Linked DNA regions of Mus musculus: region 1 is linked to region 2. A link is a loop called in an ENCODE intact Hi-C map of the cell type or tissue named here. Cell type or tissue: gastrocnemius. All regions are shown on one strand.

The links. Peaks named below come from ENCODE experiments on the same cell type or tissue, not always from the same donor. Only the 100,000 strongest peaks of a DNase experiment are listed, where the experiment ranks them.
Region 1: it touches region 2 in a loop (2.1-fold over the local background); 3 of 42 quality-filtered maps call a loop at or near these places.

Annotation. Positions count from the first base shown.
Region 1 is chr4:148,983,662-148,991,661 of GRCm38, forward strand. Pex14 (peroxisomal biogenesis factor 14) reads right to left here. Exons shown (of 9, transcript NM_019781.3): 4 at 376-504. Among named protein-coding and RNA genes, the nearest start is that of Gm42351, 23 kb to the right of the region's middle. RefSeq lists an enhancer at 1,073-3,590. In gastrocnemius, no CTCF peak of the experiment used is centred here; no DNase peak of the experiment used is centred here; H3K4me3 peaks cover 241 bases.
Region 2 is chr4:149,032,308-149,040,307 of GRCm38, forward strand. All of the region lies in intron 3 of Pex14 (peroxisomal biogenesis factor 14), which reads right to left. Among named protein-coding and RNA genes, the nearest start is that of Gm42351, 26 kb to the left of the region's middle. In gastrocnemius, no CTCF peak of the experiment used is centred here; a DNase peak (open chromatin) is centred at 4,500.

The DNA of each region.
Region 1 (8,000 bases), 49 kb before region 2:
ATCTGAGTAGTCAGGTTACCTCCATGGGCAAAGGAGAGTCCACTCACACCCCATGCGTGGGCTCAGAAACGGACACTCAGTACCACGGGGATAAGATGGAAGGGGCATAGCGGATCACCTGTGTGACCACAGTGTCTGAAGCAACACAAACGGCCGGCTCCTGCTCCCCTGCAACCTTTAGCACACACTTAAAACCGTGTCTAGATGAGTTTGAGTGCGCCACGTTTTTATACCTAGAAAACCTTATGAGCTTTTTGCATCAAATGGAAAACCCAAGTTCTCCCAATTTGCTGAGGTGGGAGCTTTGGAGCACTGCTCTTAGCCAGTGTCTTGACTCCCAGCTGGGGTAAGCAGGACTTGGAACAGGTGACTTACTGTATGGCTGCGGAGTGAGGTGAGGGGGCTGGACAGGAACCACTGGGGTAGCTGGGCCCAGGGGTGAAGGCTCGTCGGCAGCTGTGCCCGACTGCTGGAAAGCCAGGTCAATCTCTTCGTCTGTCAGTCCTAGAGAGAAGAGCAAAGGACACTCATGAGTATCTCTTGCCAGCGACCCACCCTCAGCAAAATCTTCCTCTGCAAGCAGGCCCTGACGGCCACAGAGCGCGCCTTGCATTTGAGTGTGCTGCCTCCTCGATTTCGGATTCTTGGGAACCTCTCTCTGTCGCAATTTAACCTTAAGCGACAGAATATTAGCCTCAACACTGCTTCCAAATGTGGCTCATTCAATTTCCTTAATTTATCCTTGAGTTTATTGCTGCTTTTGAAGTCGCTCCGTACTGCAATTCTCCATTCTTCCCCCGAAAACAGATACCATCAACTGCAAATGTGGCTCATTTTAATCTGTAATGGTGTTAAAAAAAGAGGGGAAAAAACTAACAATAATGCACGAAAACAGACAGGGAAACAAAAAACTAATTATTGGGTGAGACGACTAATTAGTCTAGATCGTTTCCGAAGACGGGAATAATTTGCTTTATTTTATGACAAATGCAGAAATAAAAAGAAAAATCAGGACTGACTGTGATTAGTATGAATGGGATATAGAATGTAAAGAAGAAAATAAAACAAGAAAACAGAGCAAAACGAGACCGGGCCCACGCTCTTGGATGACTATTGCTCCAGCCTATCCCAGGCTGCCTGGATCGCCTTTGGCTAGTTCCTCCCCCCACCCCCCACCCCCCTTTAATCCTCTGATGCTCTAAACTACACTGCACACAGGGCATCAGGAAATCGCAGGGCGCCATCTGCAGTGGTTATAGCATGTGGAAAGGATTTGCCAAGAAGGAAGGGAGAGCCAGTGAAAGTCCAGGCTCCTAACCTAGCAGGCTGGGAGCAGAGAGGTATTCAGAGGGCCTGAGGCCGACTGGGGGACCGATGGTAAAGGAGGAGGGCTCCATAGGACTAAAGTGTAGAGCCCAGGTTTGCAACAAGATTCCTACAGGGCCCACTCGGGAAGTAATGGTGTATACAAAGAGATCTACTGCCGAGGGTGAAAAGCAGGTGAGAGGTCACTGCTAGCATGCAGAAGACAACTCAAGCTGGTCCAGGCTGTTCCGGGAATCCCAATATCCAATAGAGCCACAACACAGAGCTTTTAAACCGGGGCCAAGAGCTTTTCCACATCTGGTCGGCAGCTCTCCATTAGAGGCCCACAGCACAGTATACTTGCCCCTGGGGGTGGATGAAGTACAAGGCGGTTCTGAGGATCAGCATCTTCAAAGTGTGGGGCCTCGCACTCTGTGCCTGGGGGCTAATACGTGGTATACATTAATGCTTTAGAGCACAGCTCGGCCCTGTACCATATTGGCCTGAGTCGATGCTAGCCATCCCTCAGACTTTTCATGCCCCACTGCAAACGGTCAAGGGAGTGCCTCAACTACGCAAAATGGCCCTTGACCTCTCTCCTTTCACGAGGCAGCAGCACTTCCTCTTCACACACAGGAGCCAGACAGAAGCAAGCAAGCAAGCCCTGCTGTGGGTCGTGGGCCATGGGTCGGCATTCACCCAGCCAGAGGGAAGGAGGTCAGGCGATAGAGCAGCAGAGCATCCCAGGCTGCGCAGGACAAGGGCATCCCCACTTCCTGCACAGCTTGCCACAAACAGGATGCATTTGTTGTTGTTTCTTCTCCCCAGAGCAGGAGTAGGCCAGACAGACAAGCCAGGTAAAAGTGAGGACACAGATCCCCGGAGCCTGTGCCTCTTGGGCTCGTTCGCCTGTCAGTCACTGCTGATGGCTCTTCCTAAATAGGAAGGGGCACCGCTCTCCTCTCCAAGCCGGGAAGGAGGACGGTGCTTTTCCCAGTCCACTGCAGAGGAGAGGAAGCAGCATCTGCGACATCAGCACAGGCTGCTGGTCACTGGCACACCACGGAATTCTCTAAACCTGGTGGATCATGTGCCTTGTCAGCTGCTGGCTGCAAATGAGGATAATTCTCCCAAAAGGAGCATTCAGTTGCATTCTCATTTCCCTTCTGGCTCTTTCAAATATAAACAAGTACGATAATGCTTAACGCTGGGGAAATATACAGCAAGTTACAGGCTGCGCCTCGGCCTCGAGAGCTGGCGCTGGTTAAAGGAACAGGACCTTCTGCCGGCTGTTCTGCCCTCTGGCCCCAAGCTTTTACCAAGACTATTCTCCTAATAAAAGCCAGCTTGCATTCCCTCAGCCGAGCCCACCAGTGAGGTGAGGGTTCCAATGCCATCGGCACTTCCTTCCGGGCTCTTGCTTCTCATTTGGTGCTATAACTCTACACTGGCTGGAATTCCAATATACCTAGTTCTCCAGAAAAGGCAGGGGCTTGATTTAGTTTCAATAAATGAGTCATTTTTCTTAAGAAGAATGGGGTGGGGGAGAACACATAATTTTCGAGTGCTACCCCTACCATTTCCCCTGAGGTGGGGGTGAAGGCCGTCTAGGTCTGACTTGTCTTGGAGAACAGAGGCAACCAGAGTTATAAGCATCAGACGGCAACTTCACTCAAGGCTGTCAGGGTTTAGAGAGGGATTAAACTCCTTTCTCCCATGGCACCCTGGACCCCACCTGTGGATAAGAGCCAATGCTAGTTCCTGTGGATATAGAAACATGGGCTACAGACAACCTGGGGCAGACCTGCAAATGGTAACTGGATGACATTTCAACAACGCCAGAGTGAGAAGCATGGTGCATCCTCACCCTCACCTCACCCCAGACATTCCTCACAGAGCAGCGCCCTGCTTCCCTGAGAGTCCTCACTCACGCAGCACTGGATTCTATTTACGGAGCTAAGTGGAGGAAGACCAAGTCGGGGGTCGGTCACTTCTCTCTGGATCAAGACTCGCTATCTACTCAGCCACTGGCTCCTGGTCCAGAGAGGACCCTACCTCTGTGATAAACTGTTGCCACAGGACCCATGAATAAGCATCCAGGTGCCCTACCCCCATCTTTCCTACACACCCGCAGGATAAACAATGCAGGGCTTTGATTGAGACCTTGCAGAATCCAAAAGGTTAAAAGGAATAATAAAGGAAACTGCCAATTGTAAGTGAATTATATTTGGCTCTGAAAGCCAAGGAAGGCACCGGCTATATTATAAAGGCATCTCTCTGCGGTGTTTACCATCACCCTGACTAATGCAGACCTTTTTTGTTGTTGTTGTTTTAAATAATCTCATGCAAATTAGACACACACACTTCCTTCCAGTTGATTGCTATCTGTGAGGAATAATCTAATCGCAAAGGGACTGAGCAATGGCTGAACAGAACAGAGAGCAGAGGACTTTGCCATTCTGCAGGCGGCAAGCAAGCCTCCTGCTCCCTCCCTATCTATCTGCCTTTGGAAGAGTTAGTTCATTCTGATAAGGTTACATTTTTCTCTTAGCTGAGGGGTAGACTGGTTATCTGACACCACTAGGACTTGGCATTTTAATCTTCTTCCAGCAATTCCCTTCCACCATGGGTGATCCTTCTAGAGTTCCCACCCTACCATCTACTACTAGGAAAGAATGACTAAGGAAGTCCTGCCCGCTCCTCTCAGGGAAAGAACAGGAGCACTGTTTAGGAGGAAGAGCAGTGGCCAGAGGCTGGGCCGGCCCAGAGATCCTCCCTGACTTGCAAGGCCCTGGGCTGCCTAATCTGCAAAGCCCTCCAAGGTCCCCAGCACCTTTCCTATTCCCTTGGTTCGCTCCAAACTACTTCCCCAAACATCAGGAAGTTACCACTGCTGCCCCTGTGGAGATTTCTTCTCCCTAGAGGGCTACATTTAAAAGAATGGAGAGAAGGAACGGCTTTGCAGTGACCACAGAGGTGGGCTCCAACGCCATCTGAACTGGACTCAGGACAGTCACACCTGCCTATTTTTTATATCCTAGCATATAAACAACCTGCTTTCTTTTCCTAAAGGTTTCTATTAGAAAGCAAACAGAAGCCAAAGATGTGTGTGTGCACGCGCGTGCGCGTGCGCGCGTGTGTGATCATGATGCCCATGTCCTTTCCCGGCAGGATGATGGTTTCCTGTGAGGCTGGCTGCACAAGGACTTCTCAGATCAAGCAACTCCACACTTACTGCAGTGCCTGCTGGGCACAGCTCTGGGCCTGACTCGAGGTGAAACAGAAACCTGACAGGTGACAGCAGTGTTCTCTGCATTGTGTGGGGCAAGCGACCAAGACCGAAGGGCTAGGAATGGTTTGAAAATATGGGAGGCAATGAACCCCGGCCGTACCTTCCAGTCTGGACCAGACTTTATAATCAAACTGTAGAGAACAAGAGGAAATGGAGGGGGGGCATACAGCCCAGGGAGGCAGCGAAGGGCCCAGAACTCAGATCATCTTCCTCCATCTACAGCCCCTCCATTTCTGAGTCAACTAAGACTCTGAAACAGAGCAGGGTCACCTCTCTCAGAACACAACTAGTTATCTGCTTGGCACATTCCAGGAGGAGATGAGGCAGGAAGACAGCTGGCTAAAGATATTCCCCAAATTAAAAGAAAAATCAACTCCCTCAGAATGGGCTCAGGGAGGGAAAGGGAAAAAGTATTCTTCCTTTATTAACATTTTGTTGGAACAGTAGAGTACAATAAGGACTCTCGGAGCCTCTAAAAGTCGTTGGATGACCTGTGGACCCCTATTTCCCAGTGCCTTGTATAAAATTGAATTTTTTAAACATAAATTACACGTAATGACGACACTGTAAAAACTAACAGTAATGGAAAGCTGTGCTGTATTTCATTAGCCTGTATTATTCCGTGCCACCTGATCCAGCCGGGCCTTGTTTATGAGTTAGTGTGCTAGCAGATGCCGATGGAAGCATTTGCTTCGACCTTGCTCTTCTCATTGGGGCATGAAATTACGACGGCAGCACCTTGATATTACAGCCATAAATACAGTAAACTGCAAATTTAAGCCAACGGCTCCTATTGTCTCTGAACATAAAGCTGATCGGTATTTATTTAAAAGGAGAACAAAAAAAATATTATATATCACCTTGTTTATGGGGCCGCCCCACCCACTCTCTTATCCCCTCCCCCAGCTCCCCAACCTGTCTAATCCGCTAGGTTAAAATATTAAGCAAATAAGCCAAAGCTCCCTTCTCTGATGATAACTATTCCCCAAGCAGCAAGGACCAGTTTTTGAGAAAAACAGTTCTAAATATCACTAGTCTGAATGAAAGTTTTTATGCAAATTGAGCTGGAGTGGGCTGGCTCTCCTGATCTTGATATTAATGTGTAACTTCAAGAATGGGATGAAGACTTTCCCCTCTCCTCAAATGGCTGGCGTCTGTACAACTGAAGGAAAAGTTGCTGCTGATGCCTTGAAACTGGATGCTCTCTCAGTATCCTTCTGAAAACTGTTCCGTAGAAAGGCTGCTTCGGAGACAGCAAAACACTGCCTCCTGCCACCCAGGGAAAGAAAGATATTTACCCACGAATGTAATTCTCATCTCAGCACAGAGCACTCAGACCTCTCATTAAAACTTGCACCAATCCCTTCCTTATCCCGGTGACCCATAAAGACAATACATCCTTTAAATATATCAAACGTGCAAGAAAACCAAGCAAAGGCGCAAGGACACTGGTCTCCCGCAGGCGCCTCTCCCAGTAAATCACTGAGTAAGAAGCCAGTGCACCACGTAGTTCACTGCCGGCGGCTTACAGACTCGGAGACCTGGCAGGAGACAAGACGGGGCTGCTTTCCCTGTGTAAGGAAGAGGGTCCTTGAGGAGACAGAGGAGCTATGAACACTCAGCCACAGCCAGGTGTGGTGCTCTCAGACATTAGAACATCAGCAGACAAGCTCACAAGTCTCTACCAACACAGCACACAAGAGGACCATTGCAACTGTGAACTAAATGCAAATCGAGGCTTTAATTTCAAAGCAGACAGGCTGTGGTCACAGGGCCTAGAGCCCAGTAGTGCTATGACACAGGCAGATCAAGCAAGATCAAAAGTTTCTGTACACTTTGGCAGGTTATTTCACAAGGCAGATGTACTCCCTTGGAGCCCTAAATTATAGCAGCTACACCAGGCTTAGTGCCTTCACATAAGGAGGGAACTTTCTATAAAATTTACTGAGGGCCTCTGGGGAGCAGTATACCTACTGAACAAGACGGAAGTGAGCTGCCCTCTGTGTTACACACACTGAGACCTCCGTCTGAAAGACTGGGTGGAGCTCCAGTCAGCATCCATGATGTCTATTTCTGATCTGTACAGTCTAGAGAGGGCCCCCATTTTCCTGTTAATCCCTCTCTGGCTATACTGAGGAAAAACAAAAAGGGTTACTTTTGATGTCTGCCATCAATTCTGGAGGATTTATAGACTGCTACTGTCACAGAGGACAGCCGCTGACATGGAGGGCTTTAGCAACAGGCTGAGGCAGCCTCTTCACAGGCCAGGGGAGGTACAGTTATTTACAAGCCCAGGGCGTGGTGAGTTTTTGTAAATGTGTGGGAAAGCCCAAGTAATAAACACGTTAGCAACACTTACACTTACCCAGTCAGAAGAGACTGAGCCAGTTGTTTGCTTTTTTAAAAAATACTTATTTATTTTATATGCATGGGTATTTTACCTGAGTGTGTATATGTGTGCCATATGTACGGTCTGCAGAGGTCACAGAGGAGGGCTGGGAACCACTGGACCTGGAGGTCCAGACGCGTGAGAGCCATCGTCTAAGGTCCTTCATAAGAACGGCCAGTGCTCTAAACCTCGGAGCCAGAGCTTCCAGCTCCTCGTGTGCGTTTTTAAGTCTGCTTTTTATTTAAATGTGCAAGGGTTTTGCCTGCAAGCATGTTTACACCACGTGCACACAGTATACATGGAGACCAGCGAAAGGCACTGGGGGATCCGAAAAATGGACTTACACAATGTTCAAGCCACGCTATCTGCTCGGGGAATTAAACCTGGGTCTTCTGGAAGAGCAGTCAGAGCTCTGAACCACGGAGCCATCGCTCTCCACTCCCTTGTTTGCCTTTTGAACGATAGCAATTTCACCAGAACAGGAAAACAACAAAACAAAAAACAAAAGACAAAAAAAACCCCTTGAAGTTCTGGTGGGGGTGTCTATCCCATTCTCTCTCCCTTCCTCCATCCCTCCTTTTTATTTACAGATGAAGAAAAAACAAACAAATGAACAAAAATCCCATAGAAGCCAGCCATGGTGACTTTAATCCCCATACTAGGGAGGCAGAGACAGGTGATAGTTGATGCCAGCCTGGTCTACGTACTGAGATCACCTCACAGACAGGAGTAGTGACTCACCTATCCTCACTCGCATCCCACCCTGTGTGGGGCTTTCCACACTACCCCAGGGTGAGGGGACACCCTGGAGAGCCTGACACAACATGTCTTCAACAGCAAAGTCTTAGAACAAATTTCCCCAAAAGAGGAAAAGCAAAAAGCATAGTCAGGATACAAGACCTGTGCACTGATCAAGGGTTCTTGGTTACAGCCAGACAGGGCAAGAAGTGCCAGGAGCAAGCACAGTTGGTCATCACAGGTGAGGATGACACACTGTATTTTCTCAAGCTGGAA
Region 2 (8,000 bases):
GAACCCAGGCAGGCTATGCACTATGGCAGCGGCTCTCCACCTTCCTAAAGCTGGGACCCTTTACACAGTTGCTCAAGTCGTAGTGACCCTCAACCGTAAATTATTTTCATTGCTACTTCATAAGTGTAATTTTGCCACTGTTATGGATAGTAATTTAAAGATCTGATAAGCTACCCCCAAAGGTGTCCTGACCCTAAGGTTTGAGAACTACTACGACTGCAGCCTCCAAAGCTCAAGTTTTCCAAACATGACCTATTGCTCAGTCCTAAAGCTGCCTTTAGGGTCTGCTAAAGTAGATAATTTATACCTGCATCTTCCAGATCTCTGTGTTCACAATGCTGATACGCAACTATCGAGAATGTAAGTGATAGAACCACCTTCAAACAACAGTTGGGAAGTTTCTTAAAAGGAGAAACTCGGGGTGCCCAAGAGGTAGCTCAATAGGAAAAGGTACTTGCGGCTAAGGCTCACATGACCTGAGTTCAATCCCCAGGACCTACCAGGTGGTAGAGAACTGACTCCAGAGTTATCCTCTGACCACAACATGCACAGTCATATGCACAAGCGCATGCGCGCGCGCACACACACACACACACACACACACACACACACACACACTTAAATGTAACCTTTAAAATCAAGGGGACAAGTCAAAAGTAGACATGAGGACCTGAGTTCAAATTTCCAGAACTGCAGGGGTGGGAGTACTCACCTGCAATGCCAGTGCTCCCACAGTGGGATTAAAGGGAGGACCAGGGGAGCCCCTGGAAGCCTGAGGACCAGCCAGCCTGGCACATGCAGTGGTGACCCTGTAGCTGTGGGTTCTTCTTTGCCCACCCTTTATCCCCCAGTTTCACCCCCCCCCATTACTAGAAAGGAGTATAGGAAGGAGAGAGGAGAGAGAGAGACCCCTGAATCTAACTTTTTCTTCTTGTTTCTTCTTTGAGCATGACTATAAACAAACTACAAGCGGCCCCCGCATCCCCCAAATGACCAACAACCATCCACTCCATATAAATGTTGGGGCTCTAACATTTATATACCCTCCGATAAGTTCCCAGAATTCCAAATGCTTCCAAATGCCACACAATCATAAAAAGTATCTGCAGCTGGCAAAACCACACCTCTGATAGAGCTTGAGGCAAATTATGGTCAGCTGCTGAAGACAGTCTGAAGCAATCAGTCCCACATCCTTATTACCGGGGTTAAAACAAAACCACATTCTTATAATAATTGGGTTGTCTTTTTTTTTTTTTTTAAAGAAACTAAAATTCCAGAATTCTCACTAGACCCTCCCTCCCACAAGACTCAAGGCCTCGACATGTGCACCATAGCATGCTCACACGTGCACTCCCAGACATGGATACACACATACTAGCCTCTCCCTCTCATACACACAATCACAGAGTTACAGATATTCTCACCACATGGTCCAGCGATTCTACCCCTAGCTAATTACCCAAAAAGGGATAACGCACAAATCCAAAGTCTTACTCGTGGATGTTTATATCAGATTTAGCTTAAATGTCCCCAAACTTGAAACAACCCTAATGTCTAGTGAGTGCGCAGGTAAACAAATATAGTCCAGCAAATACCGATACACAGTGAATGGATAAATCTCAAAAGAATTATACTGAGTGGGAACCGTATATACTGTATAATTTCATTTAAAAATAAATTCTAAACAGAGGGGGCAGTGCATTCTCCTCATCCCAGCACTAGAAGGCTGGGGCAGTAACACCAGGTGTTCAAGGCCAGCCCTGAATACACAGCAAGACCCTGACCCAAAACAAAAAGCTGCCATTTCGGTTTGCACTTCTCCTGCCACCACCCCAGCCTGGATCTTCCACAGCTCATGTACAATGCACTCAATAGCCTTTTGGGGCTGTTTTGTCAACTGCCAGGCAACCTTAATTTAAGCACAGAGTGAACTTGCTCCACAGTTTCACACCTGGCCCCAGAACTGCAGTCAGCCATACGTACAGCAGTGAGTCTAGCGGGTCTAGAGGGTCTAGTGGGTCTAGTGGGTCTAGCGGGTCTAGCGGGCACTGCGCACGCCCTGGCTGCCTATGCCGCACACCTCACTTCTTTCCTTGCCTGAAGTCCACATGGGTCAATCTTACTAACAGTCCATCCCCTTAGAAGAGCTTCCCATCATGAACGATGTCCTGCCCCTGCCCCTTCCTCTAATCCCCAGGCCTCCCTCCAATCTAAGGTTAAAATCAAGCTGTGGTGACCCTGCTGGCTGGGGGAGCTCTGACTACACAGATGCCTAGGCCTGACGGCTAACAATTCTGAACCTGCATCATCAGAATGGAATAACTAAATTGTAATTTCTTTAAAAGGGACTGAAGGTGGGACGAGCATCCTGGTATCTTCTCATTGTAGCCATCTGCTTCCTTAGCCGTGCATCGGTTTTCAGACTGAGGACCAGCTCGGCACTGAGGGAGCTCGTGAGAAGAGACAGATGCTGGCCCTTGAGCTCCACTGGGAGCCTCACACTCAGCCTTACACTGCCTGGCCTGCTGACTTCCAGCCCCTTCTCCTATCCAGTGTCTACTAACTTGGCAGGTGTATAAGAACACTCTGCAAACAGTAGGTGCAAAATCAAGGCTGAGCATCCCAGTGACCACTGTCCCAAGAAACATCCAATCACAACCAAAGAAAGTAAGTCTACAAACCTCACTTGAAAACAGATTCTATCCTTCAGTGTCTGAACGTTTACTGTGAACGGAGGTAAACTTGAGGCAGACATGAGAGCACACTCTTGTAGCTCCAGCTACTCTGGAGGCTGACGGGAGGATGGCTTGCACTCAGGAATCCAAGACCAGTCTGGGCAACATAAAACCAACCTCAAATAAACAAACAAACAAACAGACTAAGTAGCCAGCTAATTAAATTTGTCAGCCTATTCATTCAAAAAGTAGGGCATGAAGAGAGTTTTTAGTAAAAAAGTATTACTTAGGTAACCAACGACCAAAATGTCCCTCTGAATCCAAACTCATGTGGAGGAGTAATAGCAATTTATTATACTTTTTTTTCCTTTTAAATAATAATCTCTTTAAGCCAGGTAGAGTGATTCATACCTGTAATTCCAGCACCTGGTAAACATAAGAGAATCATGAGTGTGGGGCTAGCCTGGGCTATAAAGAGAATTCTAGGCCAAGCTGAGCTACACAGGGAGACTGTTATAAAACAATAATAATTTCTATGTAAGGTTATACGTTTATGTTTGTATTAGAAAATCATTTTGTCAGCTGGGAGGTGATGCACGCCTTTAATCCTAGCTGTCAGGACCCAGAAGCAGGGAGATCTCTGTGAGTTTGAGGCCAGCCTGGTCTACTAAGCAAGTTTCAGGACAGCCAAGGCTACACAAAGAAACCCTTTCTTGAAACAAAACAAAACAAAATATAATTTTGTCTCATTTCCTATGAAACTTAGAAATTTTAAGCAAGAAAACTACATTAGCCTGCTTATCACATATGAGAATCGTCTTATTTTTAGCACGTTCACAAACTGACAGACACCAACACAAATGAGTCATAATCTTCACAGGGCATTGTTTGAACCAGCCAAAGACAGAATGAAAGAACAAAATACGAGCCTGTGTCTGCTTTTCTTAAAGTGCCATGCACGCACACAGTGGAATACTATGCAGCCAAAGGACAGTGACTCAAGTCTGTCTGCTTCTTACACCAAGGTGCACAGCCCAGTGAAGGCCAGAGTCCCACGCTCAGTGAGACTGAGGGACGCCGAGGCGCATGCTTTCACGCTAGGTCGCTCTGGACATCAGAGACTCCAGCATCCTCCAGGGAGGAAAGGGGCAGTGCCCAGGGCCCAGCACTCCTCACTGCATGTCCTTCTCACCCCTGGTGCTGGTGCTGGTGCTGCTGGCGTGGGGTCAGAGGACAGCTCTGTGGAGTCAGTCCTCTCGGCTACCTTAATGAAGGTTCTAGGTCACCAGGCCTACACAGCAAGCTCCTTTACTCAGAGCCTTCTTGCCAGTCTCTGACTAAATCTTTAATATTCCAAGAAGTAAAAAGAAAATTTAAGTTTTAGTAAACAAGACATGTGGCAGTCGATACTGTAGCTTTGTCTCTGCAGTACAGGGAAGGCAGGGAGATAACAAAAGAACCCCTCCAGTGCCCTCAGGGGCGCATCTGATCAAAGCCTCAAGAGCCCTACACACAGCATCTCTGTATAGGAAACTACACAGCTCTGCTTCTGGGACAGCAAATGCCAGTGGCCCCTCAAAATGGGACACCATAGCATGTCAATTCCCTGGGTCTCTCCTGCATCCTAAGAAAAATCTGTGGAGTTTAAGACAAGTTTGGATAACAAGGGGGAGCGGGGAAATTGATGGGGAGAAACCAGTCAGCATGATGAATGAGGCGGTCCAGAACAGCAGGTGACGGATATGCAGATGCAAGACTGGCAGGGAGGGAAGATAGCCGTGCACAACAGATGGATGGAGATGCTCAATCATCCTCAGGACCAGGCACTCGTGCCACACAGCGCTGCCTGCTCCAGCAGCCAGTGCCTCACTCACCTGCAGGGTGCACCCCACTCAGGGTAGGGCCCAGGGTAAAAAAAAAAGCAGGAAGTGGGAGGAAGGTGCCTTCCCCTGCCGGCCGACTGTGGGCCAATGGTGAGGGCCTCTCCGCACTTTGCCATCTTCCTCTGCCTCCTGAGATGCCTGATCTTTGTCTTTCTCACTGCCTCACTCTCCACAGAGACACAGAGACGTTTGCAGTTTGTCCAGGCTATCAGTACAGGAAATTCAGTGACCAGCAGAGCAGCAGGGCAAACTGGGATTGCTGTTCCACGGTGCACAGACCTGGTGTCTCCATCATTAGAGCCCGTGACAGAAAACCTACACCACCCTGTTCACACTAAGTCTGTGCAGCACAGCCCATCAGTCAGGAGTACTTATTCCTCCATTAAGCTAAGACTAACAGTAACCACAGTACGAAAAACACTCACATGGGCCTGCAAACGAGGCTCAGTAGTGAAGCACTTGCCTAGGCTGCCCAAGACCCCAGCACAAAAACAAGTGAGGAAGTGAGGAAGGAAGGGAGGGAGAGAGAGAGAGAGGTAGGGAAGGAGGGAGGGAGGGAGGGAGGGGTCTCAGTAGGAACAGCTTTAAAAATGTCTGTGATGTAGCTGGTTCAACTACTCCAGCAAACACCGAATGAATCTAAATCTTGATGCCATAACATAACATACGTCTCATAAACAAAGATTCGGAAGGGCCAGACAGCCCCTCACAGGGCCAACACTACTTCTTCCAGCTCAGTGCAGTCAAGCAGGGGGTGGTACTGGCAAGATGTTCCCCCCTCCCCGCCCCTAAGCTATCTGCTGGACCCTAGCTCTAGGAACAAAAACTCCATAAAGACTTCCGGTATCACTAAGACACATTAAAGAATTAATTATAAAGTGAAGCTGGAGGAGAAAATTAATTTTAGAAACACAAGAGGTTACTTTTTTTTCCTGAAGATGGGGGAGGAAACAGTTATTTTCGTTTTTCATCCTGGGGCACAAGCTGGGAGCTGTCCAGTCGATAACCTGGCCATCAGAACAAGGTTTGTAATTAAAAGGTCAGTGACCTGGAAAGCCAGGCCCTCTCCCAGAGCTTCTCAGTAATGACGGAGCTATTAAATTAAGACTGTTATGAAATCAATGCTAAAAAAGCTTTCATGGTAACGAGATTCCATTCAAGGACATGCAAACTACCTCATGAAATGGACGTAAATGATAAAAAAGAAAAGTAATAAAAGAGAGTTAAATTGAAATCTGTGCAAGAATTTACTCTTCCTTAAAGGACTCCAGAGAGAGAAGCCCTTCACCTCTACCCCAGCACCAAGGCTGACCAATCAGGATGCTTTCTTCTCCAAGTTCACGTCCACAAGGAGGTAGCTTTGCTCCGAACAGAACGCCTGCCCCATTCTGCCTTCTAGAAGAAAGTACCGGATGGATGAGGAGGGAGCCCTTTGCCTGCCCACCTGAAAAGAGCACCCCCCTTCAACTCTGAAGGGTTCTGCAGAAAAGCTTATGCTGGTTTTATGAGCAACATCAGAGCAGTCAACTGACAGCTCTGTCCCCTCCTCCACAGCATCTTCCTTTGGCCTCTCAGACACAGGCATCTCGTTTGCCCAACCAGTACTCATCCTACAGAACATGTTGGGAAGTGGCTTGCCTTGTATCCTACATTTTGTGGTATCAAATCAACAGCAGCCCATGGATAATACTCTCCAACCTTAGAACTCTGGACTGTGGCTGCTGCTGTGTCTCTGCCACTCTGGCCTCCTGGGCTGTGGCCTACTGAGAGGCCTGAGGCCTGCCTGGCAAGAGAAGTATCTAAACAGAGCAGCTTCATGAGGGCTTACACCCATGCAGTCCAGCTGCTAACACGTGTGGCTGAGCCCACCACCGATGTGTCATCTGCAGAATCAAGAAGCTGGACACAATACAAAGCACTCATTCTAATATTCTGAAGGTATACAGCTGCTTTTCTCTGTCATCCAAAAAAGAAAAAAATAAAAATTCTGGTAATAGGGAGAATTGCTGTAAATTACATAAAATGGCAATACAAACTTCAAAGAGAATGATAAATGATTCTAATAACTTCATGTTTCTCATTAATGACTCCATATTCTGACTTAAAAAGAGATCACAAAGCAGACGACGACAACAACAACAACAAACCAGAGATGGCAGGCCCTTCAGACAACACCCTCCCATCTCAACCCACTCCTCGCTGTCCATCAGAGAGCCCAACACGTCACCTGTCAGTAACAAAGGCACAACACAGCCCCTGCTTGGGGCTATGGTCTCACAATAAGACAAACTCAGCTGATGCACCTAGAGTAACCCTCATCTTCCACTGAACTGACGTGCACAACAGGGACCTCAATTTCTATATTAAATATTAAATAATATTAAAAGAAAAGCAAAATTGGATTTGCTTTTTCTGGAAAGAGATGTTTATTAAAAAAAGAAAGAAAGAAAGAAAGTCAGATTACAATTCAAGTGAGTGTTCCACTGCAATTCCCCAAAGGGACATTGCTTGGAAAAGCCAAGGCTATGGTAGCTGGGAGCTCTCCCCAGCCAGCGCCCCAAGGCCCCCCACTGCCATGGCCTTGCTGGGAGAAGACCTTATAGCAAGGGTTTCAGTCCCTCCTCTCCAGCGCCCCAACCATCTCCTTCCACAGCTATGTGAGGGACAGGGTAGCTGCCCCTTGATCATCCTCATCATAGATGGTGTCAAGCATACTGGCTGTATAAGCGAAAAAGTGACGTTTAAATCCACGAAGGGGCTTTTCTTCCCCAGACAATGGATTAAACCTTGGAACTCTCTGCCCAGAAAGGGTCCTGCCAGACCTTACACTGCTGTACCCACAGTGTACAGTGTGGTACAGTGTGGGTACACCACTGTACCCACAACCGTGCACGCCTTCACACCTCCGTGCACACATGGCCACTCAGTCGCACCCACTAGCCTTCCAAATCGGACAGAGCCTCTCCTCCGGCCCGCATCTCCAGTCCCTGCTTTGTTTCTTCTCTGGGCTCTTGTCACCTGACCCACCACGGCCTCACTCCCACTTGTCCCTGTTAGAGCACACGTTCTGTCTTTTCTCCTTTCAGGGAATTCCCAGTGGAGAGAGAGATCAGGGCAAGACACAGAGTGGATACTCACTCCTGGGTAAACTGATTAATCAATCAACTGGGTTTCTTTCCTTCTTTCTTTTCTTTTTTTTTTCAAAGAGCAACAACTAATAACTGCATAGTCAGCCTCTCTAGAGTGGTTGTATATATATACATGAGCCAAGTGACTCAAAAGAAGTATTATTTGGTCCAGAGTCTCTCCTCTCTCTCTCTCTCTCTCTCTCTCTCTCTCTCTCTCCCTCTCCCTCTCCCAGTCAGGGATTTATTAAAATTAAACAGATTAGATGGAGCTCCTGATACTAAAACTGCTCAGCAAAGCCTGCGGTGGGGAAGTG